4 separate regions of the Mus musculus genome follow, and regions 2, 3 and 4 are each linked to region 1. Evidence: chromatin loops called from intact Hi-C (ENCODE). Cell type or tissue: gastrocnemius. All regions are shown on one strand. Links, peaks and the distances in the headings refer to the core of each region. The heading gives the core; the rest is flanking DNA.

Evidence for each region. A loop is a pair of places that touch in the nucleus more often than their neighbours do. Peaks named below come from ENCODE experiments on the same cell type or tissue, not always from the same donor. Only the 100,000 strongest peaks of a DNase experiment are listed, where the experiment ranks them.
Region 2: a loop joins it to region 1, with 2.4 times the contacts of the local background. A loop is called at or near these places in 11 of 42 quality-filtered maps.
Region 3: a loop joins it to region 1, with 6 times the contacts of the local background. A loop is called at or near these places in 20 of 42 quality-filtered maps.
Region 4: it touches region 1 in a loop (7-fold over the local background); 35 of 42 quality-filtered maps call a loop at or near these places.

What each region holds. Positions count from the first base shown.
Region 1 is chr17:79,836,644-79,844,335 of GRCm38, reverse strand. No RefSeq gene overlaps it. Among named protein-coding and RNA genes, the nearest start is that of Atl2, 56 kb to the left of the region's middle. In gastrocnemius, for the core only: a CTCF peak has its summit at 3,287; DNase peaks (open chromatin) are centred at 2,199, 3,275 and 3,863.
Region 2 is chr17:79,712,731-79,720,210 of GRCm38, reverse strand. Cyp1b1 (cytochrome P450, family 1, subfamily b, polypeptide 1) reads left to right here and starts at 5,150. Exons shown (of 3, transcript NM_009994.2): 1 at 5,150-5,524; 2 at 5,899-6,942. The coding sequence starts at 5,900. RefSeq lists enhancers at 4,125-4,153, 4,266-4,295, 4,286-4,316, 4,079-4,347 and promoters at 4,079-5,277, 1-5,283. In gastrocnemius, for the core only: a CTCF peak has its summit at 4,451 (motif pointing right); DNase peaks (open chromatin) are centred at 5,464, 6,193, 6,380, 7,472 and 3 more places; H3K4me3 peaks cover 3,297 bases; H3K27ac peaks cover 655 bases.
Region 3 is chr17:79,694,898-79,702,589 of GRCm38, reverse strand. No RefSeq gene overlaps it. Among named protein-coding and RNA genes, the nearest start is that of Cyp1b1, 16 kb to the left of the region's middle. In gastrocnemius, for the core only: a CTCF peak has its summit at 3,205 (motif pointing left); a DNase peak (open chromatin) is centred at 3,212.
Region 4 is chr17:79,657,413-79,665,104 of GRCm38, reverse strand. It overlaps Rmdn2 (regulator of microtubule dynamics 2), which reads right to left. Exons shown (of 11, transcript NM_001368314.1): 5 at 5,632-5,692. All of the region lies in intron 1 of Gm33006 (a long non-coding RNA gene), which reads left to right. Among named protein-coding and RNA genes, the nearest start is that of Gm33006, 6.6 kb to the left of the region's middle. In gastrocnemius, for the core only: a CTCF peak has its summit at 3,589 (motif pointing left); a DNase peak (open chromatin) is centred at 3,584.

The DNA.
Region 1 (7,692 bases), core at 1,001-6,000:
TCAGTTCAATCATTTCACAAAACTTATTAGGTAACATGTCATATGTAAATGCCAAGCAGTAATAATGTACCTGTGTAACGGTCTCATACAGGAGGGCCAAGAAAGAAGGCTGTTAAGGGAGAGTATAGCAATTGCAGAAGCACTTGTTTGGTTGGTTTATTCATTCCACAATCGTTTATTGGAAGTATTTATATGCATGGGAGAATGTCAATGAACAAAAGGGGAAAGGATGCTTTTTTTTTTAGGAATGCCAGACAACAACGAATGTATCAAAGCAAGTTTTTATGGTTTGTTAGAGTGTGATAGCCCTTTAGAAGAACAGAACAAGCTAAGTGTCGGAAACAGACAAGAACATTCTATTGGAAGCGGGACAGGCAGGACTCATGAGAAGGGATGAGCTGTGCAGAGAGAGGAAGGTAGGGGATGCACAGACAGGTATATGGGTGTGCTAGGGATGAGTGTGGTGTCATCCTGAAGGGACGGTTGGAGGCAGGTAGGAGAGGGATGGTCGGGGTCCGGGACATGTGGGTCTGTCAGGCTGCTAAAAGAATTACTCAGGAGAATTGGGAGCCATCAGGGCAGGCTGAGCAGCGAGTGCTGGAGCTGTCTGTATTTAACTGGGCTGTTTTGACTGCTGTGTTGAGAATGGATGTGAGGGGGGAGAGGACAGTAGAGAATGTGCCTGAAATCTTCCATGTAAGCAGTCATGACCCTAAGTTAGAGGGAAGGAAGTATATTTTGGAAATGTGTTTGTGAAGTAAGATGCTACACTAAGTGCATGTCCTAGGTAGGAGGCACATGGCTTGTTATTTAATTTTGATCTTTACCGTTGTGTTTGAAAAAAAAAAAAATTCAAAGATAGGGAAGCTGATGCTGAGAGAGGCAAGACCAATTGTCCCCAAGTGCCTTGTTTTTAAATAAACCAGGGTTCTTAGTTCTAAGAACAGGATCCACTCTGGATAATTGAAGCAGGAAGGGAACCATAAAGTTTACTGAAGCTTGCCGAGTTCTTAGGATGCTCAGCAGCTCTTCTTGGAGCAGCTCTGAACCGTACCTTAAAACTAAACATTCAAGGAGCCATAGCGTGATGCAGCTACTGTGCAGGATGGGAACAGCCTTCAGTACCCCTTACCTCATTATCTTTTTTCCTTGGAACACCCACTTGCAAAATAATGTCTGGCTTCTTAAGGTCTCTCTGTGCTCTCCCACTTACCCTATCTGAGAAAGGGTACATTTCTACCAGGGGAATTACCAAAGTGGGGGATGCAGAATCCAAGCTGACCGCAGCTCACCCTCTGACGGTGCCCCACCAACTTCTACAACAGAACACAACTCTCGTATGAAGCTTGGTGTTCCCCCACCTAAAGAGAGGGCCCCAAATCCCTATTTGGAATCGGATTCTGGATTCTTGTGACGCACACGTATATAAGGATGTTCCCAGTGTCATGCTGTCTCCTCACTGAAGTCCCATTTTCTCTCAGGTGGGTAGTTTACTAAGGTACATGGAATGTTGAACTCTTAGCCCTAGTATGAATTGTTTATATTCAATAAACGGAACCCCCAGTAAAGAGGATGCCTGTATCACCAAATTTGCTGTCACTAAGGACGTGTCACTGGATGGCTGAGTCCACCTGGGAACGGAAGATGACATAGACAGTTGTATGGTCTCCAGTCACCTCTGTTGTCTTGCAGGCAATTCTTTGGCTTTATTCACTCTATGGCTTTTAGATACTAGACTCCCAAAGAAGTAATTTCTTGGCAGTCATATATAGAAACTTCACTTACATCTTAGACGTCTGAATGTTATAATTGAGGTGGTTTGCGTGGCCTGTAGGAATTATTTGAAGATTGTTCCTGATTGGTGTTTAGGTGACAGCGCGTGCCTGATGGGCACCAGGTTATTATTTTTCCTTTCCCCCCTTTTTAGTGGATATTTTCTTTATTTGCATTTCAAATGTTTTCCCCTTTCCAGGTCTCCCCTTCTGAAACCCCCTACTCCATCCCCCTCCCCTGCCTCTTTGTGCTCCCTCACACACCCGCCAAATCCCATCTTCCCGCCCTGGCATTCCCCTCCACTGGGGCATCGAGCACCCTCAGGCCCAAGGGCCTCTCCTCCCACTGATGCCAATAAGGCCATCCTCTGCTACATATGTGGCCGGTGCCATGGGTCCCTCCATGTGTACTCTTTGGTTGGTAGTCCAGTCCCTGGGAGCTCTAGGGGGTCTGGCTGGTTGACACTGCTGCTCCCTCCATGGGGCTGCAAACCCCCTCAGCTCCTTCAGTCCCTTCTCCAACTCGTCTATCAGGGACCTCTAGTTTGGTCCAATGGTTGGCTGCGCGCATCCACCTCTGTATTTGTCAGGCTCTGGCAGAGTCTCTCAGGAGACAGCCATATTAGGCTTCTGTCAGCAAGCACTTCCTGGCATCCATAATTGCGTCCAGGTTTGGTGACTGTATATGGGATGGATCCTCAGGTGGGGCAGTCTCTGGATAGCCTTTCCTTTAGTCTCTGCTCCACACTTTGTCTCCATATTTCTTCCTGTGAGTATTTTGTTTTCCCTTCTAAGAAGCACTGAAGCATCCACACTTTAGTCTTCCTTCTTCTTGGGCTGCACCAGGTTATTTCTAAGCATGTATGAATAACAACATTGTAAAATATGTTTGTCTTTCTGTTTTTCCCTTCCTTCCTTCCTTCCTTCCTTCCTTCCTTCCTTCCTTCCTTCCTTCCTTCCTTCCTTCCTATTCCTTCCTACCTTCCTAACTTCTTTCCTTCTTCCTCCTCCTCCCTCCTCCCCCCCTCCTTCCCCTCCCCTTCCCCCTCCTTTTTTTGGTTCACAATTCCACACCTGCTCCGAGTTGGAAGCATGTCTTTCTTGTTCACTCATTCACCCAGAACATATATTAAATGTAACACAGACACTAAGCTACATGTGTGTGGGGGGACACATTAGTGAGCCACATGTCCATGACTCCTCGTTAGGGTAGCAACCTGTGGGTCGAATTCTCCTCGGTGGGGGTGTTGAAAGACTTTCACAGAGGTTACCTAAGGCCACCGGAAAACACAAATACTTACATTATGATTTATATAGCAGTAGCAAAATTACAATTATGAAGTAACAACAAAAATAATTTTATGGTTGGAGGGTTACCACAACATCAAAGGGTCACAGCATCAGGAAGGTTGAGAACCATTCCTTTGAGCCTTTGCTTTCCTGCTTAGGAGGCCGCTAACCAGCCAAACCTCACCATTCCTTTCTGGTTGTAGCAAGGGCTGTAATTCACCTCGAGCCCAGCAGAGGACAGACGAAGCCTGCTTATGAAATTATTCACTGTCGCCTAGCCTTTTCCATATAGTAGATTGTACCTTTGTTCAGCTTTGGAGAGAAACTAGAATCTGGCTTTGTATTTGTGCTTGTTATTTATTTGATTTTAATTGTTCTGACATCAGATCAGAAAACATGTATTTCTTTTTTCTTTTTTCTTTTTTCTGTTTTTGTTTTTGTTTTTTGAGACAGGGTTTCTCTGTGTAGCCCTGGCTGTCCTGGAACTCACTCTGTAGACCAGGCTGGCCTTGAACTCAGAGATCTGCCTGCCTCTGCCTCCCAAGTGCTGGGTTTAAAGGCATGCGTCACCACTGCCTGGCAGAAAACATATATTTCTAATTTATTTATTTTAAAAATTACTTATTTACTTACAGTCCAGCTGTTGCTCCCCCCCCCCCGTCATGGTGCCCCCTCCCACAATTCCTCACCCCATTCCTCCTCCCCCCTGTGCCTGACAGGATGCTCCCCCACCACCAGGCCTCCCTACTCCCTGGAGTCTCAAGTCTCTTGAGGACTCAGTACTTCTCCCACTGAGGCCAGACCAGGCAGTCCTCTGTTATATAGTGCTGGGGGCCTCAGGCCAGCTCATGTTTGCTGCATGGTTGGTGGTTCAGTGTCTGGGCACTCTCAGGGGTCCAGGTGAGTTGAGACTGCTGGTCTTCCTAGGGGGTTGCCCTCCTCATCTGCTCCTTTAATCCTTCCCTTAATTCAACCATAGGGATCCCCAAGTTCAGCCCAGCGGTTGGGTAAGTATCTGGGTCTGTCTCAGTCAGTTGCTGGTTGGGCCTCTCAGAGGACAGCCACGCTAGGCTCCTGTCTGTAAGCACACCAGAGCATCAGTAACAGTGTCAGGCCTTAGTGCCTTCCCATGAGGTGGATCCCCAGGTGGGCTGTCACTGGACCTCCTTTCCCTCAGTCTCTTCTCCATTTTTGTCTCTGTGGTTCTTTTAGACAGGGACAATTCTGGGTCATTTCATCCAAAGTAAAGATTTTTCCTGGTGTAGTTGCTGGAGGAGCTCTTTTAAAGAGGGGATCCTAGTCTACTATAATTCCCCTTAAGAAACAATGCAAAGAAGAATCTGTATAATGCCCAGACACAATCTCTAGATGTCCAATGACAGAATAAAATCAGGGATCCAGAAGTGCAATTGGAGTTTGGGGAAAACAGTTCTGAGGCCCAGATGATCTCTTCAGGGTCTTTCTTTCCAGCTCTTCTTGCCTTGTTGGATTCTGGTCCTTGGAACGGACCCACATGGTTGTCCCAGCTCTGACTCCATATAATGTTCTAATTCAATTACATTCATCTCCTGGTTTATTGTCTGGGTGATAGCTGAGATAGTGGGAGAAACTGTTGGCAACTTGACAGTCAGTTGATAAGCAGATTTGAGACCGGTGTCTTCAGCTGCAGCCAGACCCTGGCTAGAGGGCAGGGTCAGGTTTGAGACCCAGGCCAGAGGACAGAGCAAGTTCTTAGAGAAGGCAGCTGATCTGGACAGGTTAGGTGGACAAATCTCATCTGGTCCTTCACATACATGTACAGCCCAACAGTTTACAAACACACTCACATGCGGTACTTGTTTGTTCACCTGCTTGGTCCTTCTTGTTTACTCAACAATATGTACATGCCCTGTCTACATCAGGTACCAGAGCAGGGATGCTCTATCAGACCCAATGTTTGCCTGAGAGCCTGTTGTCCTTAACACACTTGTATGAGGATTAGGAGTGCAGGTGTGACCAGCAAGTGACAAAGTGACGTGATTACAGGGACAGCAAGCTGAGGCTCATGGTAGACAGAGGAAGACTTGGCATGGGCTTGAGGGACAAGAGGACCAGTGAGACACTAAGTGTTTTGCTTATGTTTACACCTCACAGAAACCAGGAGGTGGGTAAGGAGGATAAACATGGTGTCTGATTTGATTGCTGATAAAACAGAGGTAAGGTAGTTGCTTGGTACCAATGGCATTGGAACCAGGACCACCAGATCTCCTCATGTCTGGTCCAGGACTCACTCACCCTCCTCTGCCCTGGGTTTGCTCTTGACTGGGATAACCACATTAGTGGGGTGCTTGGAAATGTGCTGTGGTCACCTCGATGCCTGTGGGGAAGCTAGGGTTATTAGGGGAGTGTGGGAAAGGAGGGAATGGGGCTATTGTCACTGTCTGAGAAGAGGCAACTGGGGATTAAAATTCTGAACCATGACAGGCGATTCTGGGTTCTGTGACAGCACTGGCAGCAGTGATAGTTCACGAGCCTGTCACCTCAGGCTGGAGAGGCTGAGGCAGAAGGATTGCTTGAGCCTAGGAGTTCAGGCCATCCTAGACAACTTAAGGGACAGAGGGTTGAAGAGAGGGTGGAACACTGATAGCCAGGATGGATAGGGAAAGAGGAGACGTCAGAAAGGCTTTCCCCGTGTCTCAAACAGGCTTCTCCGTTGGGATTTGCAGGAACAAAGATCCAAACAAGATAAGGTAAAACAGGGTCCTCAGTGAATGGCCCTGTCCCAGCACATGACACAGAGAGCTTAGGAAGTCAAGGTGAGGGCGGTTGTCGCTGTCATACCCCATCATTTATTGGCTTCCTTCTCAGCCAGCATCCCTTGAATTGGGTCTCTCCATTCTGTTGCCAAACACAAGCGAAGGTCATGCTGTGTGGACCAGAGGATAGAGAGTCACACACAACTCTTAGACTCCATTCATGCCATTTCCCATCACTAGGAAAATGAAGTCCTCCTAAGACTCAGCTGCCACCTCTTTTGTTCTTGCATTATTTTCCTTGACTTGGTAGTTCATCTGGGTCACTTTCTGTTATAAAAGCAGTATGATAGACTTGTGGAAAATTCCACTTCAGCCCAACACCATGGGCATGACCCACGGCAGCTAATGCTGAGGGGCACTGTAGGTAGCACCCAACTCTAAAACTTGTGGGTCATGATCCCTTTGAGGGGTTGAGCAACCCTTTCACAAGGGTAGCCTGAGACCACTGGACATACCAGCTATTAACATTATAATTCAGAACAGTAGCAAAATTACAGTTATGGAGTAGCAACAAAAATAATTTTATGGTTGGGGTCACCACAACACAAGGAGCTGTATGAAAGGGTGGCAGCATTAGGAAGGTTGAGACCCACTGTTCTAGAAGAAGCCACCTGCTTACCCACCTGTGGCTCCTGCAGAGGCCTGGGGCCCACTCTTTAAAGGAGTTAGAAATTGAATTGGAAAAATTCATCACAAAATCAGCATATGACATCATTAAAAACAGGCTGGAAGAGACAAAGGGGGATTTGGTTTTAAAGCAAGCTGTTAACTTTTGAGTTACCCGCACTCTAAAAGTAAACTGTCCCAGGCACCTCTTCCAGAAAACCTCACAGCCCTAGTCTGACAGATTCAGACCAAAGGACAGAGGAACCTCCTACCAAACACTGGACCAGGGCCCTTTAAAGCCATGAAGACTGTGGCAAATGAGGAATGTTAGAATGTGTCCCAGACTGGCTGAGATTAAGAAGTTGAGACTTGAAGAGTATGAGGTTCTGGGGCATCAATGGGAAACCCAAGGTATCTCAACAGCATCCATGCAAACCTCTACTTGTCCATTCTGACAAAGGTAGTGACAGCTGTGACCAGCAGTAGACGGCAGGCACACAGAAACTCTCTGCACTGTATCAGCAGCCTTCCTGCAAATCTCAAATTATTCCGAAAGAAAAAAATCTCATCAAGGACAAAAAGTCCCTTCTGTGCCCAAGATAACCTTTGGCTGTTATGCTTTCAAAAGCAAGATAGGTTCCCAGCATCAAAACAAATGGTGTCCTTCCTGCTGGGGCCTTGGAAGCATCAATCAGACAGCGATGATCGTTAGGGTCATTTCCTTTGGAGCAGATGGTGTCAAAGACTCCTAAAGTGGGACCATAAGCACGTGGCTCTTCTTGCAACTGTCCGGTTCAAACTGTTGTCTTCTCTCCTGTCAATGAGGAGTGTGTGGTGCCCTCTTTCCACTCGGACTGCACCACAGCGACTGGGAAGGATTCAGAATTCAGAGGCAGAGGGTTGGGGAGATGGTTCAGTTGGTAACGTATTTGCCTTACAAGTTGAAGACTTGAATTTGGATCTCCAGAATCCAAAGTTTTTATTATTTTTATTTTTTAAAACATGTATGGAGCACACCTGTGATCCAAATACTGTGATATAGGAAGCAGAGACAGGGGGAATCTCCAGGATTAAGAGCCAACTAGCCTGGCCCATGTCGAGTTCCAGGCCACTGAGAGACAAAAGGTGGAGGGCACCTGAGGACTGGCACCATAGGTTGTCACACCATGAACAAATACATTCCACATATGGATACTCCTCACCCCTCCTGCATACACACACACACACAC
Region 2 (7,480 bases), core at 2,481-7,480, 130 kb after region 1:
TTGAGTGGGTGATGCAAGCTGGAGACTGAGGACAAGATCAGGGTAGTGCGCATGGATTAGAGTTCTCCTTTCAAAAGCAATCAAAGGATGCCAAGCAAAAAGACTCAGGCCTGTTGACACTGTTAAGAAGTCAGGGACAGAAACAGTCCTTTTCCCTTTTGTTTTGAAATGAAATACTTATTCTGTGCCATTGCGTCTTGGGTCTGTGTGCTTGTTTTTTATTTGTACAGGGGCTCAATAATGAGAGTTTGCTCAAAAGAGAACTTGGACTTGAAAATTTGAACAATATGGGACTCTTAAGATTGGGGGAACTTTTGGAAAGGGGCCAGACACATTTTGCACTATGAGAAGGTCATGGTATCTTGGGGGCTGGAGAAGTATGTTATTGGCCTTTAATGAAAGATCTCCCACAGGCTCATATAGTAAGGGTTTGGTCGTCCCGTCCACCCCCCCACCCCCCCACCCCCCGCTAGTGGCACTATTTTGTGGACTGGTGGGAACCTCATGAAGTAAGGCTTCACTGCCAAAAGCTTGGTCACTGTGGTGTACAGGGTGTACCTTTCACAGTCTGACCTGGTCTCCAGGCCCCTACCCACTTTGCTTTCCTTATCTGCTGTGATGTAAACAGCCCTCGCCACATGCTCCCAACTGCCTGGTGTGCCATCTCACTACAGTAACACGGAGCCAAGTGACCACAGCCTGGACCCTCTGACACCATGAGTGAAAGGAAGTTCTCCCTCAGCTGCTCTGCTATCACCGCAGCGCCAAAGTCCGACCAACATGGATGGAGACCCTCCCGCTGGCATGACAATTCCAAAACAAACGTTTTACATTTTTAAAATCTCTGAACTCTGGATGTGTCATGTAGTCAAAGGCACCATTACATGCGGCTGTTCCCCACCTGTTAGCTTACCACATACATTAACAAACAATGGGTCCTGGGGTCAGATGGAATGCCTCCTTCAGTTTAGTGGTTCTCTTTGCTGTCTTCCAGGAAGGAGAAACAGACTCAATACAATTGGAACACACGCTTAGTGAGTTCTAACATACAGTATACACTGTCTGATGCCCCCTGCCTCACATTGGAAACTTAACCTGAATCTGCATTTGTGCTCCCCACCCTGCATAACAAGTGCCTGATCACTATTCTCCCAATGTCAGGGTTGTTGGAAATAATAACTTCTTTTTCCTCATGTTCCTTTCTGTGAGCATGCTTGTATGTTTGCAGTGGATTGGAGGATCACACTGCTTACCTATAACATCCACTTAGAGGTGATAAAGGGCAGAGCTGTCTTGGGTGTTGTGTTGTCTCTAGAGAGAATCCGGCTATTGCTGACTTGTAATAAGGACAACAGCATCATAGTAACAATGGATTTGTATTATTTAACTTGATGGCCGTGATGCTCAGGATGCATGGAGTGCATTTTGGAGGCTCCTTGGCTTCCGGATGTTTTGCCCACTTTTTTTTTTCCCTTCTAATTATAAAACAAGCCCTTAATCACAGTGTGAAACCCAATGCCAATGTGGCCCGTCTAGGACCTTGAAAGAGATGTTTTCTCTCAGGGCCTTCATCTGAAGGCTGCCTGTGGCCACAGTCTCCATCTGTGAAAGACTTAGAAGAACAAAGAGCAGAGGAAGCAGAGATGAGGACAAGCCACCCTGCCTGGGTCATCTTATGCCCTGAGGTATTGCTGCTAGCCTTTGCCACAGGAGCTGGTATGTTCTCTGTATAAGCTGAAACTGTGTCTGGGAGTTGGCACACTATGAAGCATTTTAAATCCCCACTTTAAACCACTTCCCAGCTTAACTGGTCTTTTTGGAAGTTATTTGCAGGGAAGAAAAGAAGAAAAGAGGGAAAAAAGAGAGAGAGAGAAAGAAAGAGAGAGAGGGAGGGAGGGAGGAAGGAAGGAAGAAAGGAAGAAAGGAAGAAAGACTGATTCAAGGTTGAGATCTGGGAGGAAGAAATGCTGCCTTCTGTATTGTTGACTGAGAAGAGATTTCTAGGTTGAGAGCCACAGGTTGGTTGAGAAATTATGGCATTATCCCAAATACAGATGCTTGGTTAAGAGAGAACAGAACCAGATGGATCAGAAATACATACCGGTGCTTGGATTTATCTGAAGTCATCTCACCTCAAACCCCATCCCCAAGTCAGGTTTTCTTTGTGCAGCCTTCAATGTCCTAGAACTTGCTCTGTATACCAGGCTGGCTCTGTGGACTAGACTCCCAGAGATGTCCCTGCTTCTGCTTCCTGAGTGCTGCAGCTGCCGCCGCCACCACCCAGTTTCTATGAAGTGTTTATTGGGGACTAAGACTCTTCAGTGGCACCTGTAGCCTAAAAGCCCAGGTGGCCAGGCACACTCGTTTGTCATCTTTGATAAGAGCCTATCTCCCTGACACCATCTGTCCAACTGGTTCCTCTCCTTTTTGAGGCATGCCCTAGAACAGGAGCTGCGGCCAAGGACAGCGTCTGCTGTGGCAGGCAGGCGTGCACGTGATGATCTAAAAGCTACATAGCATTTGTTAAACATGAGGTCTTAGTTTAGCTTTACCCCTTGTTTTGTGCATTACAATGGAAGTTGATTTGGTTTGAAGGCAGCTTCTACCTACCTTATCTAATTCTGGCAGAGATGCTAGGAGAAAGGCTCTGAGTACAGATGGTTAAGTCCTAAATCTCTGGACAGGGTTCTGCTAAAGCCGCACACTGGAAGGTCACCACAAACTTTCTTTGGAAGAGCTTCTTATGGTTTTCGCATGTGTCTCCCCAAAGCGCATGCGCTGCCACTTTAATTTCTCTGGGTAGTGGTGGTGCTTAGGGGGAGCTTCTAGATACTGGGAGCAAAGAACGTGATGTGTTAAAATGGTTCTCCTGAGTGTTCTGCTCTCATGGACTGTAGCGGTGGCTGCCCTTTACCTTCGCCCTCCTCTCAGGAGCTGGTTTCATGTTCTTGGAGGACTTTCCTGCCTCTTGAACTATGATCTCATGTAAACCCATTGCCCCCTTTGATACATGGACCAGTCTCCAGCATTTCGTTACAACAGGAGAAAGACAAACCAAAACAGGTATGTTGGACCAGTGCAGCTCTGAGAAACCAATGGTTATTAGTAAACTAAGACACACTTGACCCACGTCATCACAGGAGAGCTAGACTATAGTATATATAAAATCTCATTCAGAAAAGACTGCAAAAGTTACTGAAAAGACTTATAAAAAGGCCTTTTCTTAGCAGGCCAGGAATTTTATTGAAAGATGTTAGACTCTCTTTCAGACATTTTCATTAAGTTCCTTTATAATGTAATCAGTTGTTTTAATGTCAGCTGTGGGACAACTTCTACTGGCCTTGCTCTTGGCCAATTCAAGGGCAAAGAGTGAGCATAGCTTTTCTCTGTGAGTCTTATAATCCTCAGTCATGAAAACAAAAAACAACATCCTTTTGGCTGATTCAAAACTTATTACACTTATGTACACGCAAGTGTGTGTGCTTTGGCATGGGCGTGGAGGTGAGAGGATTACTTGAGCCTTGTGCCCTGTGGCATCTAGTTCAGGTGGTCAGTGTTGTTAGCAAGCACCATTAGCTGTTGAGCCTCTGGCCAGATCCTATGCAAATTTTGTTTTGGTTTGTTTTGCTTGTTTTGTATTGTTCAGCAAGAAACTTGTTGATCCTCTTAAGGGTGCTTTTAATAGACCCGTATGAGGGATTTGGAGTGGAACTTTGTGAGTTTAAATCCTGTCTTCACCTATAGAGAACATTGTGATTCAGATAATAGTCTCATAATCTCTCTGAATCTCTTTATTTGTAAATGAGACAATAACACAACGCTGGGAACGGGTTATCCAGAGATCACACCAATGACCTGGGGCTACAATTCTTCCTTTATTAGAAGCAGTCTACCTCTTTCTTGGGTTGCCTTTTCCAGAGCCTAACAGAAACCTTGTTCTCTCAGGTGTTTTGCACGATACCTTGCATTGACCATAAACAAGAGCAGTTGCTTCCCAGGCCTTTTGACATCCTTGGCTTTCTCTTTGAAGAAAGCGTCCCCGAAGCTAGTTTGGGAAACAAGCTGAGTGAGTGGGGGTCGACCAGTTGGCTGCGATCGAGCATCCTCAGGGCAGGCCCTGCGGGCGGCAGCTGTGCGTGCGCCGCCAAGGGTGGTGGCGGCAGGCACCCCGCCCTTGGCCGCCGCCTCGGCGTGTCAGGTGTCGTGAGAAACGCGGGAGGGGCGGCCGCGAGCAGCGCCCAGGGAGATGACTGGAGCCGACTTCCCAGAAGCGGCGCACGCAAGGCACAGCTCCGCACGCAAGGGGGAGGCGACAGCAGAAACTTTTCAACCCAACCGTTTGTTGGCGTACAGAGCCGCCTCCTCCTCCCACTCACCGCCCCCTCTCGGGTCTGGCGCTCCAGGACTGTCTCTGGTGCCCAAGCTTGGATCACTGCCTGGGGCGACCTGAGCTGTCACGCGTGTCCAGCAGGTGGCAGAGTTCCTGTCGTTTCAACGCGGGAAGCCTTGCCTTCTGAGAGCTTTGTGTGCAGAAGGATGGTGCACGCCTTGGGGCGGGAGAACTTTAAAGGTTTCCAAATCTCAGAGGTAGAGATCTGTGCACACAAAGGGCCGCGGCCGTGGGGCCAAATGCTTTGTAAAACCTTAAGATAAAGATAAATGCAAGGCAAACCAAGCTGTCCTGATATTAAAATAGCAAGTTTCTTTTCCTGGCTCGGTGCCTAAGGATCATGAGCAAGGCACCAAACTCGAGTCACCTGGAGGAGGAGGGCGTGCTCCTGGTTGAGCTTTGCTCCAGCGCGCAGAGGCGTTGGAAATTCTGTCCCAAGCTCGGTTCTGAGGAAAGCGTGGGGGTCTTGACTGGGGGGTGGGGGGTGGGGAGGATGACTGACGACAAGCCCTTGTCGCCAAAGGAAAACTTTACAAGGCGGATCCTAACAAAGCTGCCAGCTATTGTTTCAGGAGGGTCCCAGCCAGAGGCGCGGATTTCCCACTGGACCACCCTGGGTCACTAAGCACGGATGTGAGACCCAACTCACAGATCTGTGGATTTTCGCAGTGCGTCCCGCCCCTCACGCCCCACCCCCTAAGGTCCCGCTTCCTCCAGTCTCTACCCAGTCCTTAAAACCCCGGAGTAGAGGGATGGCGCATCGCCTCTGGGGTGCGTTGCAGACACCTCTGCGACGCCAGCTTGAAAACTGCCAGCGGGCTGGGATTTAACTCCACTTTATCAACTCCCACCCCCGACCCTTCTCAACTGCAACCCCAACTCCGTGAGAAAGCCCTGACTTTGCGGGGTCCCAGGTGCAAACTTGAGACACTTTTGTCCCTGTCCTCCATCCTAATCTAAGTTTAGGCTCTGATTGAGTCAAGAGTAGGTGCTAAAGCAGCGGGCCTCAGGTGTCTAGGTCTCGGGGTCCCTGGGGACTCTCAGGTTGAAGCCTTGCCAGAATCTGGGCAGAGGCTCCAGAGCTTCTCCCAGATCCCGCTGCTCTACACCGCTGGAAACCACGCTTCATCGCAGGTCAGTCTGTCCGCGGAGCCACTTTCCTGAGGTCTCTTCAGGGCAGTTCTTGAAGGTCAGGGGTGGGGGTATTAGGTACTTTAAAAGAAACCTGCCTCAGTGTCTGCCACCCACCGGCATTGTGTCGGAATTCTGGGAACCGTTAGGCAGCTGGGGATTTGGAAGCCGATAGGTCTCTGCTGGAGGCTGAGTTGGGTAGGAAACATAGTTTTAAGCATCTTGCCCAGAAAGCTAGCCTTTACCTGAATTATGCACTGCCTCCTCTCTACTCAATCCCAGGGTAAAGCCCCATGCTGGGGCCGAGACGCGGGACGGAGGGCACTCTTTTTTTCCTTTGCACACCTGAGTTTCACGGTTTGCCTTTGTGTCCCCAGCATGGCCACCAGCCTTAGTGCAGACAGTCCACAGCAGCTGAGCTCGCTGTCTACCCAGCAGACCACTCTTCTGCTACTCTTCTCCGTCCTGGCCGCCGTGCACTTAGGCCAGTGGCTGCTGCGACAGTGGCAACGGAAACCGTGGTCCTCGCCCCCAGGTCCCTTTCCTTGGCCACTGATCGGAAACGCGGCGGCTGTTGGCCAGGCGTCGCACTTGTACTTCGCTCGCCTTGCAAGGCGCTATGGCGACGTTTTCCAGATCCGTCTGGGCAGCTGTCCCGTGGTGGTGCTGAATGGAGAGAGTGCCATCCACCAGGCCCTGGTGCAGCAGGGCAGCATCTTCGCGGACCGGCCGCCCTTCGCCTCTTTCCGTGTGGTGTCTGGTGGCCGCAGTCTGGCGTTCGGTCACTACTCTGAGCACTGGAAGACGCAGCGACGCTCGGCCTATAGCACGATGCGTGCTTTCTCCACGCGCCACCCGCGCAGTCGCGGTCTTCTCGAGGGCCACGCGCTGGCAGAGGCTCGAGAATTGGTGGCAGTGCTGGTGCGGCGCTGTGCGGGCGGCGCCTTCCTCGATCCAACGCAGCCGGTCATTGTGGCGGTGGCCAACGTCATGAGCGCTGTGTGCTTCGGCTGTCGGTACAACCACGACGATGCGGAGTTCCTAGAGCTGCTCAGCCACAATGAGGAGTTCGGGCGCACAGTGGGTGCGGGCAGCCTGGTGGATGTGCTGCCCTGGCTGCAGCTATTTCCCAACCCGGTGCGCACCACCTTCCGCAAGTTCGAGCAGCTCAACCGCAACTTCAGCAACTTCGTTCTGGACAAGTTCCTGAGGCACCGCGAAAGCCTGGTGCCCGGGGCTGCTCCTCGAGACATGACGGACGCCTTCATCCTCTCTGCCGAAAAGAAAGCGTCTGGGGCCCCTGGCGACGATTCCTCCGGGCTGGACTTGGAGGATGTGCCTGCCACTATTACGGACATCTTCGGAGCCAGCCAGGACACCCTTTCCACCGCGCTGCTGTGGCTGCTCATCCTCTTTACCAGGTAAAGCCTCCGGGAGGGCTGGGTCAGTCCTTCTTTTCCTCCTTTGAAAAAAGGAGTGCCTCTGGGCGCAGGGTTTGAGGTTTCGCGCTGCGTCGCCCCCCAACCCCCAATTCCTCGAAACTGAGATCTCAGGTAAGATAAGGCCGGGTTCAACTGGGCAGGCCAAGACATGTGCTCCCCCTCTATAAGTGTTGCCAGGACTTTCCAGCATCTCTGATGTTGCGCCCCACTCCCTATCCCCCCTTCCCCGTGATAGGGAACAAATGTATTAAGAGTCCTTCCCCACAAAAAAAAAAAAAAAAAAAAAAAAACCAACCAAACAAACAAGCAAACAAACAAACAAACAAACAAACAAGAATTTTACTGTGCTGGCCTATCAGCTTTGAGCCTTCCGTGGCTCAATAGAAGCAAAATTGGACCGGTTCCAAGTTTAAGGGGAATGCAGTAACTAAACACAGCGCACAGCGGGTCCCAGGGAGGCTGTGGGCCCTACTTCCAACTTCGGGCAGGGTTCTGTTACCAGGCTAAGGAAGCCAGC
Region 3 (7,692 bases), core at 1,136-6,135, 140 kb after region 1:
CTAGGCTCTTTCCTCAGATTCCACAGACCCACAGGAAATCCTGCTGCTCTGAGTCTGAGTTTGGCCTTAACACCTAAAGGTAGCCTGGGGGACGATGGACGAAGCAGTAGAAGAAAGGGGATGATAACTCATTGTGTTCTGCAGTGTGGCATCCAGGAACCAGTTGCTATACAAACAAGGTAAGCTCGCCCTCCTCTTCTAACTTCAAACCTCCGGCAGTGGCTCTAAGAAGATCTATGGAGAAGTTGCTATCAGAAACCAACTGCCTGTTTGTCTTCCCCAGACACATCTTAGAGCTCATTTTCTTTGCGACAGTGTGTTGGGGGTTGGACCATTATGTAGACTTGCCCCTGGCTTTGCAGAGCACACCGAGTTCTTTCTACTGTCTGCTACTGTCTGACTGGAGTGTCGATCTCACCTCAGTGAATCTGCTCCCAAGCTCCCCGTTTAACACCTATTGGTTCCCTCTTCCAGGCTCTTTCAAAACCCCACCCCTGCTCTATTCTGTCTCTGTGGGCCAATCCCAGCATGTATCTCAAGACAGCCTAAAGTCAACATGATTTTGTTTTGGGTTTGTGGTCTGTGTCTAGTTCCCACTCCTCAGAGTGTAAATTTGTATGTCTGATTCCCCCACTAGAACAGAGCTTGAGAAAACAAATGTGCTCACCAGAGTTTGTATGATCATCCTTCCAATCTCCCCCCTCCCCCCTCACTCCTCAATCCCCAACAGACTGAGAACTGCCATCCCAGGAATGATGTCTCTACGATGGCTTCTTCTTGCAGGACTAAGCATGAAGCCTTGACCTAAAAACTTATGGAAGGATAATGAGCAGTTGAATGTGGTTTCTCGTCGACTTGGGATGCTCTACTCTGGGAACCTCCACCCCTTCTCCTAGTCCATATGGTCAACTCATCCTGATCTGGCCTTCACCCATAGGGGGACAAGTCAATACCCCTGGTGGAAAACAGACTCAGGTCAAAAGAACAAGATATGAAGCAATCGTAGTTATGTTTAAATTGAATTTGCAAGAACTAAAGTCTCTCAAATACTGCCATCATAAGTTGTATGCTTTCCTGAGTCATTCCTCTGATATGGCAGCTCCACGGGCTAGCACACATCTGAAATCACATCAGAGGTCAACAAACTATGGTCCATGAACCTAATGTGGCCCACCACCTGTGTTTATACAGCTTTCAAGCTGGGAGTCATTTTACATTTTTAGATGGTTGAAAGAAATCAAGAGATGAATAGTATTTCACGACACAAGAACGTTTTTATGAAATTCAAATTTTTATTTCCGTGAATGAAACTAGCTGGAACACAGCCACATTAATTTGTTCTCTTATTGCTCACGGCTGCTTTCATGGTACAATGGCAGAGTTCAGTAGCTATGACAGATACCACATGGCTTGCAATGCCTAAAATATTTAGTATCTGACCTTTTACAGAAAAATCTTGTCAACCTTGGTCTACACGATCAACTTCTCAGGGCACTGACTAATAAGGATAACAACCTTTGCATGCTGGGAAGTATGTTTTGGTTGGCACAGCACTTCCATGTGATTGTTTCTGCCTGAGTCTTGGCTGGCCTTGGAGTTGTGTTAGCACCCAGGCAAGCTGAGGCTGCCTGAGAGAGAGATACAACACCCGCCCCCCCCCACCCCCTAAGCCAAGATCCCCGAAGGAGGCACCAGGGAACAAAAAATATGTCAATTACGCTTTCCACAAAGGCAATATTTCAGTCTCTTTGAAAATGTTGGCTTTGTATCAGAAACTGAGGAACCCAACTACTAGAGGGCAGCATTCAGACCCATGCGCAGGTATTGTGGGTATTTATCCAACACCCACCATTCTTCCGACTTGCTAATAGAGTCTTGGGTATAGGCTGTGTAGACTTTTTAAGGCTCTTGAAAACTGTCAGTGACATAATAGCAATGAGTTGAGCTGAAGTAAGGTTTGTGGCTTGAGGTTTTAAAGGCCTATTTTCTTCTTGATTCTGACCTTTTGATATTTTTAGGGCTAAATCATTACTTTATTCTATTTTTTAACCAACAAACAATTTTATAGATATAATGGGGTACAAGGTAATGACTTGGCATATTGTTTATTGACTAGTGATCAACTCTGTAACTTTCACAGACTTTTTCATTTCTCTATGGGGAGAGAATTCAAAGTCATCTCTTTAAATCTACAATAGTTGATGTTACTTGTAGAAACTGAGCGGGGGCTTTGGAGAGTAGTCGAGAGAGTGTGTGATGGGGAGAGGCCAGTTAATAGACCTGACATTGAAACTAGGAGAAATAATTCTTGGTGTTCTATGGACTCCATGATTTTATAGCTTCTGTGGTGGGCTATAGCTTCAACATTTTTTGCATGTAACCTAAGACATTTGATGGCATCCATCAAATATGTTCCATACGTCAGTCTAACTGAAAAAGCTAGTCTAATCACAAGGGGTACTCTGAATTGTACTTTGGAAAATTCTCATGTGTTCTTACTGTTTTCAATATACTTTACATAATTAGAATATAATTTTATATACAGTGAGGTTCATCCAGCCCATTACTTATTCAACATCTAACTTATGTTTCTAGGTGTTATTATAAAGTGTTAAGAAACGGAATGTCATATAAACAAGCAAATACACTCACTCAGAGATGCCTTTTCTATTGGAAGAAATGTATTTAAACATCCCTAACAGGGTTTGATGAGTGTTTGAAGAGAGATATGGATTAAGAGCTTTGGGAACAATGACCAAGAAATACCAAGAGCTTGTGGGGAGAGGACACTTAAGAGAGGCTATAACAAGTTGGGCAGTGGTGGCTCATGCCTTTAATCCCAGCACTTGGGAGGCAGAGGCAGGTGGATTTCTGAGTTCTAGGCCAGCCTGGTCTACAGAGTGAGTTCCAGGATAGCCAGGGCCTCGTTTCAAAAAACAGAGAGAGGGTGTTTCAAATCCAGTGTGGGGGGTGGAGGGGGGGTGGGGAGGAAGGGAAGGAGGGAGGGGGAAGAGAGAGAGAGAGAGAGTCTAAAAAAGAGGTGTCATGATGTCATTTGAGCTGAGCTGAAGTAGACAATTAGCAGTTTATCAGAGAGATATAATGTTGAGGTGAGAATGATGGTAGGAGGGTTGTGGACAGCCCTGGAGAATCCCTTGGTGACATAATTCTAGAATCCCAATGGACACTGCAATGCTGCCACCTTATGGTGCTCAGGAAATAGCTTCAGGGTGAGTGACTTGGATGTGCTTAGGGTTGGTCTGGGTGTGGTGGGGGATTCGTGTATGCATCTATATGGGCTAAAGGGGTGTGGCAGGTATTGTGGGTACTTATTCAACACCCATCATTCTTCCTACTTGCTAACAGAGTCTTGGGTATAGGTCCCATAGACTTTTCAAGGCTCTTGAAAAATGTTAGAGGCCTAAGGCTAATTGTCATACAGTACATGACTTGCTTTCTTGGGAATGTGAAAAGAACATTTTAAAAGTTGGGGCTGTATGGGTCTACAGAATAGATTCGTCGTTGAGGTATATTTTAATGGGTTATATTAGGGACATGCACGTTCTGATTTAACAGGGAGAGAAGAAACGGAGCATGAAATGTTTGTCTGAGGAAAGCCCTGGGGAAGGGGGAAGACAAGACCTCTGATGTATCAGGACGCGATACCAAACTTCATAGGGCTTGTGTAGCATGGACTTAAGCTCCAGTTTTCAAATCCAGTTTTTTCCATGTTATGAAAATGTGTGAATTTGCTGTTAAGTTTAACCTTTTAAAGTGAGTTTTTACTCCTGGGGACAATGAACTTTATAAGCCTCAAGTTTCTAGAGTGCTACAAGTATTCAAGTAAATGATGCATGCTAAAACTTTAGCTCAGTGGTCGCTGTGGAGAAGCAGGGAACAAAACACCCACTTCCACAGCTGGAGTAATAATTATTAATTGGGAACTTTAGGCCTAGAGGCTGGAAAAGCAAGCAAACAAGACGTGTAAGCCTAGTTTGCCAATGGAGATTTGGAAATTCAACCTATAAGAGAAACGTGTGGACCACAGAACTGAGAATGAAGCCGTCTGGTCCACAGCCTGCAAACTGCCCTCTCAGAGGATACTTAGAGGCTCACAGGAAGCCCGGAAAACACTGTGGACCAGGCTTGGGTCCCCAGGCATCCATGCGACCTTCTCCTTTCCTCCTTCATGTAGACTGTCCTTGAACTCATTCAATCCTCCTGCCTCAACCTCTCAAATTCTAGGATTACATTCATGAGACATCAGATCGATGCTTGGTTCAACTCCTGTTATTATTTTTTTCTGACAAGGATTTTTTTTTTAAAAATCATATATGGAGAAAATACTCAAAAGGTCTGTAATTAAGTGTAATTATACTTACAATTATGTAAATGCACAAGCATCTCCCACGACAACACACTGCCACTTACGTATCTTTTCTCTCAAAAGTAGACTTAGATGTGTAGTAGGTTCTTCCTCTTCAAATCCATTAGCATGTGGAGTTATGTAAACGTAACATTTGTCAAAATGGATATTACTGACAAATGTACTGTACTATCTCAAAGAATGAAACTGAAGATTTACATCTTCAAAATCTATAGAATGAGTCAGAGCTTTATAAAGGGACTGTATTATGCCAAACTCTTTTTTTCTATACAAATGTCTGTAAATCACCAGCCAAAGCAAACAACCAGAATACAACTTCATACTATAATAAGACTTGGATTTTGTTTGTTGCTTCTATACTGTGACATCATTGACATGGAACTTTATGGAAAACTAGGTAACATGTAAGAAAATATTATATAGTAATATACTCAGAGAGATGACAGAAATATATAGGATGCAATGAACATACACCATGAACATAGTTGATATGTATTCATCTATGACAGCTGTTATCTTAAATGTGAAAATGTGGGTGATCTGTAATAGCAACAAAAAAATGAATTAAAAAAAACCTGACCTATGTCAAAAATTTTCAATACAGGATCTCACTATGTAGCTCTGACTGTCTTAGAACTCCCTCTGTAGACCAGGCTAGCCTCAAACTCACAGGCCTGCCTCTGCCTCTTAAGTGTTAGGATTAAAGGCATGCACCAGTGTATCTGGCCCTATGTCAATGTTAAATATAGTTTAAAAGTAAAGTCCCAGAGGCAGGTGTATCATGCTAACACGGGTTAAAAGAAATCTCCAACGGATACATTAAATTTAGAAATACCAAAAGGTAGTTAATACTCAGATGAAGATAGACATATTTGTGAAAGGGTAAATATCCAAGAATATGTATATGAATCTAACAATAGTCTCAAATACATCAAGGAGAAGTCATTTATAGTTCTTTTAAGTAGTATTTTAAGGCTTAGTGATTAGGAATGCTCACTAAATCTCTAGCACCCATGTAAAAATGGACATGGAAGCACTCATCTATAACCCCAGCAAGTCATCACATTGGTCTTTGGCCTCTTTGAGTGCACACCTGTGTTCTCTCTCTCTCTCTCTCTCTCTCTCTCTCTATATATATATATATATATATATATACATACATACATATATATATCCCCACTTTTAGTAACAGATAGATAAAGCAATTAGAGACTCAGTGTTGATACAGAAGAGCACAGCTGTTCTAGCAATGCTCTGGGTCTAGTTGACGTTTGTGGGCCACTCTACACAATACAGCACAGTACACTTTCCACATGGAACATTCACCAAGAGAGGCCACACTCCAGGTAAAAAAATTATACAATTTAAAAATTATAAAAGAAAACTATACAATATAGGCTCAGCCTACAGGATAATCAAGAGAACGATAGCTAAAACAAAATGAAACAAAACAAAACAAAACAACAGAACCAAAACCCAAAGCCCCCCAAAACAAAACTCTAAAGGAGAGTCATCATGTAAAATATTTTGCTATGAGCAAGTGGAGGAAACCCTATTGGGGTATCATTGTTCTGCGGTGCTAAGAGGTAACACTGTGGCCCCCAGCCGGGGAGTCTATGATCAAGTCTGACTAGACCAAGGCATCTCTGCCCCTCCCCATCACCAGCATCTGCCAGTTCCAAGCCCATGTTTGTGATACATGCTTTTTATAATCAGCCCACTTTCTAGGCCGATTCCCTGGTGCCTGCTCTGTGGCAGATTTTATTCTGGATGCTTTGGATGCAAAGCACTGGAGAGCTGTTTCCCATGTGGCTATTGTCTACCTCAGAAGATAAAAGAACACAACCTGGTCCCAAATGCTGAGGTACTTGCTAAAAGGCACAGCCAACTCCAACGGTTGGGATGAAGACAGAGGTAACCAGCCATGAACCATATAGGAGACATTTCAGAGTTACCCAGAAAAGATCTCACTCCACAACGAATATCAAGTTTCCCTTTGGCCCTCTCCCCTAAACACAAAGATAACTAAATCAGCAACACTCAGCTTATTAGATTGTTGGGAAAACCCAAAAACACCCTAAAGAGAGCAAAGTCCAAGTGTTGTACACAGGAAAAATCACACTGAGCAGAATCTGCTCTGGGCTGGAGCCCTTGTGTCTCGGAGACCCTGGGTTGGCCTCCTCCAAGAGCTCCTATGTCCAAGGCAGAGGCCAGCCAGTGGAAAGTCCCTGTCCAGGCTTCAGATTTCTGTGGGCTAAAATGGAGGCTTCCAAAGTCTAGATGGACAAAGAATGGGAGAAAGGGAAGGGAGAAATGAGGAGACTTAAGTGTTGTTGAAAATTGGGAAGGCGGGTACTGACGAGGGTCCTGAGGGCCAGGCCTGTGAGTAAAGAGAGCGAATGCCAGGTTCCACAGGTCCTGCCAGGCCTACAGACTCTGCCAAGCACTGCACACTCATCTCCACAGTTTTCTCTCACCAGCTCATGCCAAATTATCAGCTCACGACTCTTGGCGTTGGTGGTCTCTAGCTCTGGCAGTTAGCGTGACTTGTCTAACCTCAATTTGTTTTTAATCATCTAGACAATGGGATCATAGCCCATGGGGATTAGAAGAGCCAGAGTGTACAAAGTACTATTGGGAGTTCCTCATAGCTGATGGGAAGCTGAGAGTTCACACTAAAAAGTGTTCTGAGACTCTGTGATAAACTGATATCAACTTACCAGCTAGGGAGTGTGCAGCCCGTTCCCTGGGCATCGGTGAGAGAGAGTTGATGGGCAGCTCTTTTCCTGAGCCTTGCATGAAGCCCTGTAGTGTTACCAAGCCCTTCTGAGATCCTGGGCAGGGAGCCCGTTACTGAGTGTTGGTGTGTGAGACTGAGCAGAGGGCTCCTCTCCTGAGCCTTGCATGGGGGCCCTGTGGTGTTACCAAGCCCTTCTGAGACACTGGGCAGGGAGCCCGTTGCTGACTGTTTCTGAAGACATCTATTAAACAAGCAAGATCTGGGGGAACAGTCAATGTGTTTTGCTAAGTTCTTATTTGTGAGTCACTTGAGCAGGGAATCAGGGGTGTGGACATAGAAAGCAAGTGTGGGGGGGCATCTGTGGATGGTATAGGGAACCAGAGGAATGTGTGTCCCCCTGGGAGAAACGCTGGGAAGATCTAACCCATTTCAAGGTGCCAATTATGCTATGCACATCTACTTATCCCTTTAACAAAATCATTCATGGTGGAGGTTTGGATCCCCTTGTTTAGAGAGCTTACAAGTCTCCTATCCAAGTTCGTGCAGGCATCACGTACGAGGTCTG
Region 4 (7,692 bases), core at 1,285-6,284, 180 kb after region 1:
TGTCCGTCTCTCTCACATTCTTCTGTGCATTCACCAGAATTCTCAGAAGAACCAGGAGAGCCATGGTGTGAGGAACACACCTACCCTGCCTTATCTCCCATGCATATGCGGCAGGAGAGCCACCCTCTTACATCAGCAATGATGCTAGCCATGGCTCCTCTGGGGTTTGTTCTCTGCTAAGCGGAGGCAGTTCCCACTCTTCTGGTTTTTGAGAGGTTTTGTTTGTTTTACTTTCCACGAATAATAATTGTCTGTCCACTGTGCTTTTCTGTATCTATTGATGTCAGCATATGATCTTTCTCCCTCTTCAGTTTATTAATGAACTAACTAGCTGACTTTTACATGTCAAACAGGCTTCTCAAAAGCCCAGGAAAGAATCCACACGGCCACTGTGTATGCTTTTCCTACATCGTTGCGGTTCAGTTTGCTACTACATTTTGAAACAAGTTCTATACCTATAGCCACGAGAGATGCTGGCCAGAAGGCATACAGTGGTGCGGGGCTACACAGAGGCTCTGGAAGAGCTGGCAGAAACGTGGTGTGTTCTTTCCTTAAATATGTGATAGAATTTACCAATGGAGCCTCGTATTTCCTATTATTATTTACCCTATGTCTTTAACAAACAAAGGCCTAAGTTGACTGTTTATGCAACAATTCAATATTTTTGAAATGCTAAAATTCGGCTGCATCATTCCTTCCGAAGACTTCTAGACTATGGAGTATTTTCAGTCCTTCTAAGTTACTATGAGTGAAGAGAAAAGGCAAAGGAATTCCATGAACTATAAACATTATAGGAAGTACTTGTACTCTTTCACATAATGTACCCCTAGGGACTTAGGACAAGTATAATCTGTTCTGAAATCTGTCTTGAGTCTAAAACATTACTTGCTTTCCTCTGTGCCATAAACTCCAAGGTCACTTGTTCGCTTTCCCCCAAAGGCTCATCACCTCCTTTCTTCTAGTCAACTCTAGTTATGATATGTGTATATTATTTTTATAGTGCTCATTTTAAAATGTAATTTAATATTTTATTTCCCAAACTCAAGTCTGACGGGAATCCTGCCTAAGCCACTTTACATGACGGTGAATTACCTCCATCTAGAGGTTATTTGAGGTACTGCTGCTTTCATAAGACTTGCTCATATATAATGTGTACACACACACACACACACACACACACACACACACACACACACGTATATGTTTGCATTGATATTGAATATACTATTAAAAGGGACAGTCATATAGCTTCAACACAACCCTACTCACTTCTTGCCTATTTGTGATTCAGCACTAACACTGTGCACACAGTAGGGATCAGAGGATCACTGTGCACACAGTAGGGATCAGAGGCAGCCTCTTGGAATAGAAGGAGGGCTGAAAACATCAGAACACAACAGCTAAGTTCTAGTTTCTGCTTTTCCACTCATTGTGTGGCTCTGCTTCCTAATCAACACACACACACACACACACACACACACACACACACACAGAGCATTGCTTCTGTATTTAGGCAACAGAAACAGACTGTTGTGTGACTCATATGCTATAAGGAGTGTAGCTATAAGTCATAAACAGTAGAGCACAATAGAGCATGACTCATATGAGAGATATATTTATACCTACAGCCAAACCCATTTGGCCAACATATTATAAATATATTTTATTATCTTGACCCCAGAGTATTTTAGGTTGATATGATAAAGGCAACAGAATCTTACAGAATGCTTCTGTAGTCTTAAAGTTACAGTTGGGAAGTTTTTCCCAAGTTGACCTATAATCCCAGCTATCCAATGAATATTTGTTTTGCAAAACAGATGAGTGGATTTAGCCTTCACAGCACAGTTTGCCATTCTTGTTGACTGAATGAGAAAAGTTTTATTAATGCCTTAATTTACCCTGAAAGACTTCCAGAAGAATAAGATTTTCCCTCAGCACTGTGAGGTGCTGTGGATCTCCCTGGTGCTGTTCGTATTTTGATGCTAATTCTGCTTCTTCGTGATGAGAAGTTGGTCACACACTTTGGTGAGTCCATGTGAACCTTCTCCCCATTTTAACTGGTTGATAAAGATGGCAGAAGCTAATCGGTGAGTGAAGGATAAAGAGGGATTTCCGGGTCCCAGGAAGAAGAGGAGGAGAGAGAGAGGGAGAGGAATTCGGATGAGGCTGTGGAGCATGGAACTCTTGGGGACCGATAATTTGTAGCCTATGGTGGCTGCAGAAGCTAAGAAGGATGGTATAAGAAAATCTTCGCCCGCCCAGCAGTTGGCTGGTTTTAAAATATTGAAGCTGTCTGCTGCACTCAGGTGGATAGGAGAAAGACATAGCTGCAGCTCGGTCATTAGAGGTTTGACAAAGTTAGCTGTTGGGGGCTGGGTGAGACTGTTGCCGGCCCCTGCAACTGCATACATTTTAAAATTACATGCAACAGGGCTAGCTATGAGATCAGTTTATCCACGTGTTATTTCACAAGTCAAAACTTAAGATTCTCTTTCATTCATTACCACAATAAGTTTTAATATTTGATTGATTGAAGGGCTTTCTATTGAGTAGACAGAATACATTTTGAGAGTGAATGTTAAACTGACATTAAAATTTATCAAATTTCCATCAGTTGAATTGATCTTAACATTTTAAAAAATTGATAGTGAATTTAAAAAAAAATTACACGAAATAATTGGATCATTACTTTGTGATGATTTAACTTATTCTGCGAATTAAGTCCTGTTGTCATAATCAAGGTATTAGATTCACAACAAAAATGGAAAGAGGGAGTGGAGGAGGTTAAGGGAAGGCAGGGTAGGCAACATACTGAGGGGGACTAAGTGCTGACTACTGTAGCAAGCCAGGGCTCAGGTACTACAGAGCCGGCAGAGAAGATCCGATATTCTCTGTGAAAACTCAGAACTCACATTGATAAAGGGCCTCACTGAAGACAGTGTATATTTCTCATGTGATTGCTCATGGGTCCAGAGGACTGCTGGACAGACGGAAGAGCAGAGAAAGGCCAAGAGGAAGAAGAGGGAGCAGAAGTGAGAGGAAGGCCTCGGAAGGAGGCGTAGGGAGGAGAAGAGGAAGTCAGTTAAAGGGGAAACACGAGTGTTTGCTTGCACCCTGATCTTGCTGACCAGGTCCCAGGCACCCAGTTTCAAAGATGAAGAGAGAGGATAGCGTTCTCAGTACAAACTCGTTTCAAGTACTCCTCAAAGTGAAGGAACACAAGTGCTTTATCACGCATGCCAGTTTTAAAGTATACAAGATGATCTAGGCAAGCTAAGGAGAGATATAAAATCCAAGACGCCTACACATTGCAGTGATCTTTTAAGTCTGTACCAGCGAGTTCACCTCTCAGTTGCCCCCTCCTCCGGCCTTAACTGAAGCACCAAAGTGTGAGCTGCCTTCCCACTCTGAAGTAGCCTCTTCAGGGGGCTTCCACCAATGTATGCCGTGCCGAAGACCAAGTCACATGTTCTAGCTCCTTAAGCTCACTTCACATTTTGGCATGTGTCTCTTAGAAGTTGGAGTACACAAAAACTACTGGATTTTGTTCAGAAAGTTAAAGCAAGTCCTTGTGAATGGAGCGCCCCCTGCTGATGACAGAATAAACAGACAGCTTTGCTGTTAGGAATCTTGGGAACAGCGAAAAGATAGCTGTTTTAGATAGATTTTGCCTAGGGATGTCCCTAAAGAAACAAAATAGCCCCGGAGAGGGTAAATTTATGAAAAGCTACTATGGTGGTTTGAATATGCTTGGCACAGGGAGTGGCACTATTTGGAGGTGTGCTCTTGCTGGTCGAAGCGTGTCAAGTGGGCAGTGGCTTTAAGACTCTTTCACACTAGCTGCCTGGAAGCCAGTAATCTGCTAGCAGCCTTCAGATGAAGATGTAGACCTCTCAGCTCCTCCTGCACCATGCCTGCCTGGACCCTGCCATGCTCCCACCTTGACGATAATGGACTGAACCTCTGAAACTTTAAGCCAGCCCCAAATTAAATGTTGTCCTTATAAGGGTAGCCTTGGTCATGGTGTCTGTCCACAGCAGTAAAACCCCAACTAAGACACCTACATTCAAGAAATGACCATAAGTTAATTTTCTGCTGTATCTAGGGTAACTGTGTGCTCATTTAGCCTGGGAGAGAAACAAAGCCTGAGGTGGTGGCAACAACTAGGAATCTAAAAATATAAAACTGACCAACAAATAAAAGGAAGGATAATTTAGAACAATATATTTTTCTTTGCTTTTTTTCAGTGTAGAAGGAGGACACATCCCTTTGGGGGGGGGGAACAAACAAACAAAAAAACCCCCAAAAAAACAAAGCAACCAGCCAGAACCAGGAAGTGGCTTTCCTCCTTTGCTCCAAAGTTCCCCATCCTATGTCACCCAAGTTTGTCCCCGGTTTGGTGATCCTAAGTCACAGACTGGATTTCCCTTGACCTGTGGAATTTGTTTCCTGTTACTCATCAGGTTAAAGAAAATGACCCCTCACTTCCAATCTTTGGAACACCGGTGCCACATTTTGCTCAGAAACATGTCATAACTTTAGTATATGTTTTCAAAAACCTATATCTAATTAGATTTAATTATAGTTTATCCTCAAAGGCATGAGACTTGTTAGGTTCTCAGGAACTACTCAAATTTAGAGCATAATCTAAGGAGAAATATGTGAGAACAAATGTAACCATGACACTACCCACTGTCTTTTTCTGCGAGCGAGCGAGGAACCGTGGCTGGTCAGTTCAGTGCAGCAATGTGTTAAATTTATGAAATTCTTAGGCAAATGGACGGAACTAGAAAATATCATCCTGAGTGAGGCAACCCAATCATAAAAGAACACACATGATATGCACTCACTGATGAGTGGATATTAGCCCAGAAGCTCAGAATATCCAAGATACAATTTGCAAAACACACGAAACTCAAGAAGGAAGATCAAGTGTGGATGCTTCAGTCCTTCTCAGAAGGGGGAACAAAATACTCATGGGAGGAGTTACAATGTATGGAGCAGAGACTGAAGGAATGACCATCCATAGACTGCCCCACCTGGGGATCCATCCCATATACAACCACCAAACCAAGACACTATTATAGATGCCAACAAGATCTTGCTGTCAGGAGCCTGATATAGCTGTCTCCTGAGAGTCTCTGCTAGTGCCTGACAAATACAGAAGTGGATGCTCTCAGCCAACCATTGGACTGAGCACAGAGTTCCCAATGGAAGAGCTAGAGAAAGTACCCATGGAGCTGAAGGGGTTTGCTGCCCCATAGGAGGAACAACAGTATGAACCAGCCAGTACCCTCAGAGCTCCCAGGGCTAAAGGAGTACACATGGAGGGACCCATGGCTCCAGCCGCATATGTAGCAGAGGATGGCCTTGTTGGTCATCAGTGGGAGGAGAGGCCCTTGGTCCTGTGCCCCAGTGTAGGGGAATGCCAGGACTAGGAAGCAGAAGTGGGTGGGTTGGTGAGCAGGACGAAGAGGGAGGGGACTGAGGTTCGGAGGTGAAACCAAAAAAGGGGATAAAATTTGAAATGTAAATAAAGAAAATATCTAATTTTAAAAAAGGGACACCCTGCGGTGTGGAGAGAGGCATGCATACTGGGGAGGTAGGGCTGCGGGGACCCCGCATGCTTACCACAGATGGCAGTGTCCATTCATGGGCGCTCTGGTAATAGCTCTCTCTCCTAAAGTTTTTCCTGAAAGACAGAGAGACAGAAGTTTAGTGTCATTATAGGAGTGGGTAGGAAGTAGAGTCTCCAGTCAAGACAGTGGCTCCTAAGTCGGGTCCTGAGGTGGAAAGTGTTTGTTCCCCTTGTGCTTGTCAGATGAGGTCATTCAGCCCAGGGTCAGTTGCTTCCTCTGGGAGTCGGGTTCTTGATCTACGTTTTACCAGCTTCCAAGCACGGTGCTTGTAATCAATTCAAACATCACGTGCTGAATGCTTATTAGCTACTGTATTGTGTGAACATTTGGGGATAAGACATCACATTAGAGCTGGTCCATGACTTCCAGGGCCCAAAGTCCTCACTACACAGCAAATCCATAATCAGGTAACCTGATCAATTAGAGCAATGTCAAGAGAGCACAGCGTGTGTGAGGGCGGGGACCGGCCAGGGAGCTGGCCTGCTCAGTCACGACAAGAATGGGTTCAGGGAATAAATGGAGCCCTTAAATTATTATCCTCAGTTTATCAACAAGGAGATTTTGATTATTTGGCATTACTAAAACATAGGAGATTTTTAAAAAGATTTTAAGTAAATTCATAATGTCAGTACAGTTCAAATTTGTTGTTTTATGAATTAAAGAGTTATAATGATTTGAAATTGAGGTGAAATATTTGAGCAGGATGGCTGTGGCATATGCCTTTAATCCCAGCACACAGCAGACAGAGTCAGGCGGCAGATCTCTGTAGGTTTTAGACCATCGTGGTCTACACAGTGAAGTCAGAGTGGGACTCCCTGCTGATAAGATAAAGCTGATTTCGAAAGACAGTCTAAGGTCCAAAGTGACACACTGTTTTTCCTCAAAGGTACTATCTAAGTTTTTGCTTAAAAATAAGTAGAAATGTCCTTAGTAAGCTAAAAGATGAATGCATGTCAGTCTTAATTTTATATAAAGAGAAAGGGTAATGTAGGCATATTTATCCACATAAGGGTTATAATTTCAATTTAAAAGATAATGCTTTTTCTGTTGCCAAAAAGGACCCCCGCCCCGCACCCCCCAGGGAAGATCTATTTTGCTAGTCAATGTAAGACCCAGAATTAGGGTTAGGACAAGGCTCTTTGCTTTTATCTTTCCAGAAGAAGAAAAGCGTCCAACTAAGGAATCCTAAGACCACTGGACAGAACAAACATAATACTGTTAAGCTTACTAACTGTATTGCATGCTAATTATCAACTTGGCAACACAGAATACAAATGTGTTTTGTCAGAGGAGATAAATAAATCAAATGAACATACACGTCCTGGAGTCGATGTGATATTGTTTTAAATGTAAAAAGATACGGGATTAATGTCAATTGAGGTCTAAACGTGATACCCCATCATTTTATCCAACAGGACACACTGACAGACTGACTAGTTTAAACCGGCACAGACCGGGGCTTGCTACCCCTTTTGAGGAAGGGTGTCATGCTACCCTGAACATGTGGAAAGTATCTCCTCGGAAGACTCCCCCGGGAGGATTGACAGCAGCTCAGCCTAGTGTGAAATACACAACCCAGGCCAAGATCTCTGAGCAGGCACACTCTGCCTGAAAGCAGTTGAAATAGAGTTGAACACCGGGAAGAATGTTCAATTAAAAGAGGAAAATGGGAGGGATAGGTATAGCCACACAAAAGGTAACTTCCAAAGGACAGAGAAGGAGACAAAAACCAACATAAATGTTTTCAAGGGTACGAAGGTACTAAATAAATAAATCCATGCTTTGATTCCCATACGTGGGAAACAAAGACAGAGACAGATAGGTTCCTTGTGAGTTTGAGGTTAGTCTGATCTACGGAACGAATCTGAGTCACCCCAGGCTACACAGAGAAAACCTTTCTCAATAAGAAATAATAAATGTATGCCATTGTAGAGGAGGATATTTGGACTCCATACAATCTTGTTTTGAATTATCAAAATGAAAAGGGTTATATGCTCAGTGGCAATGGTGATGTTGCACATTTCTTTGTGAGAGGTCAAAATGGACAAAATGG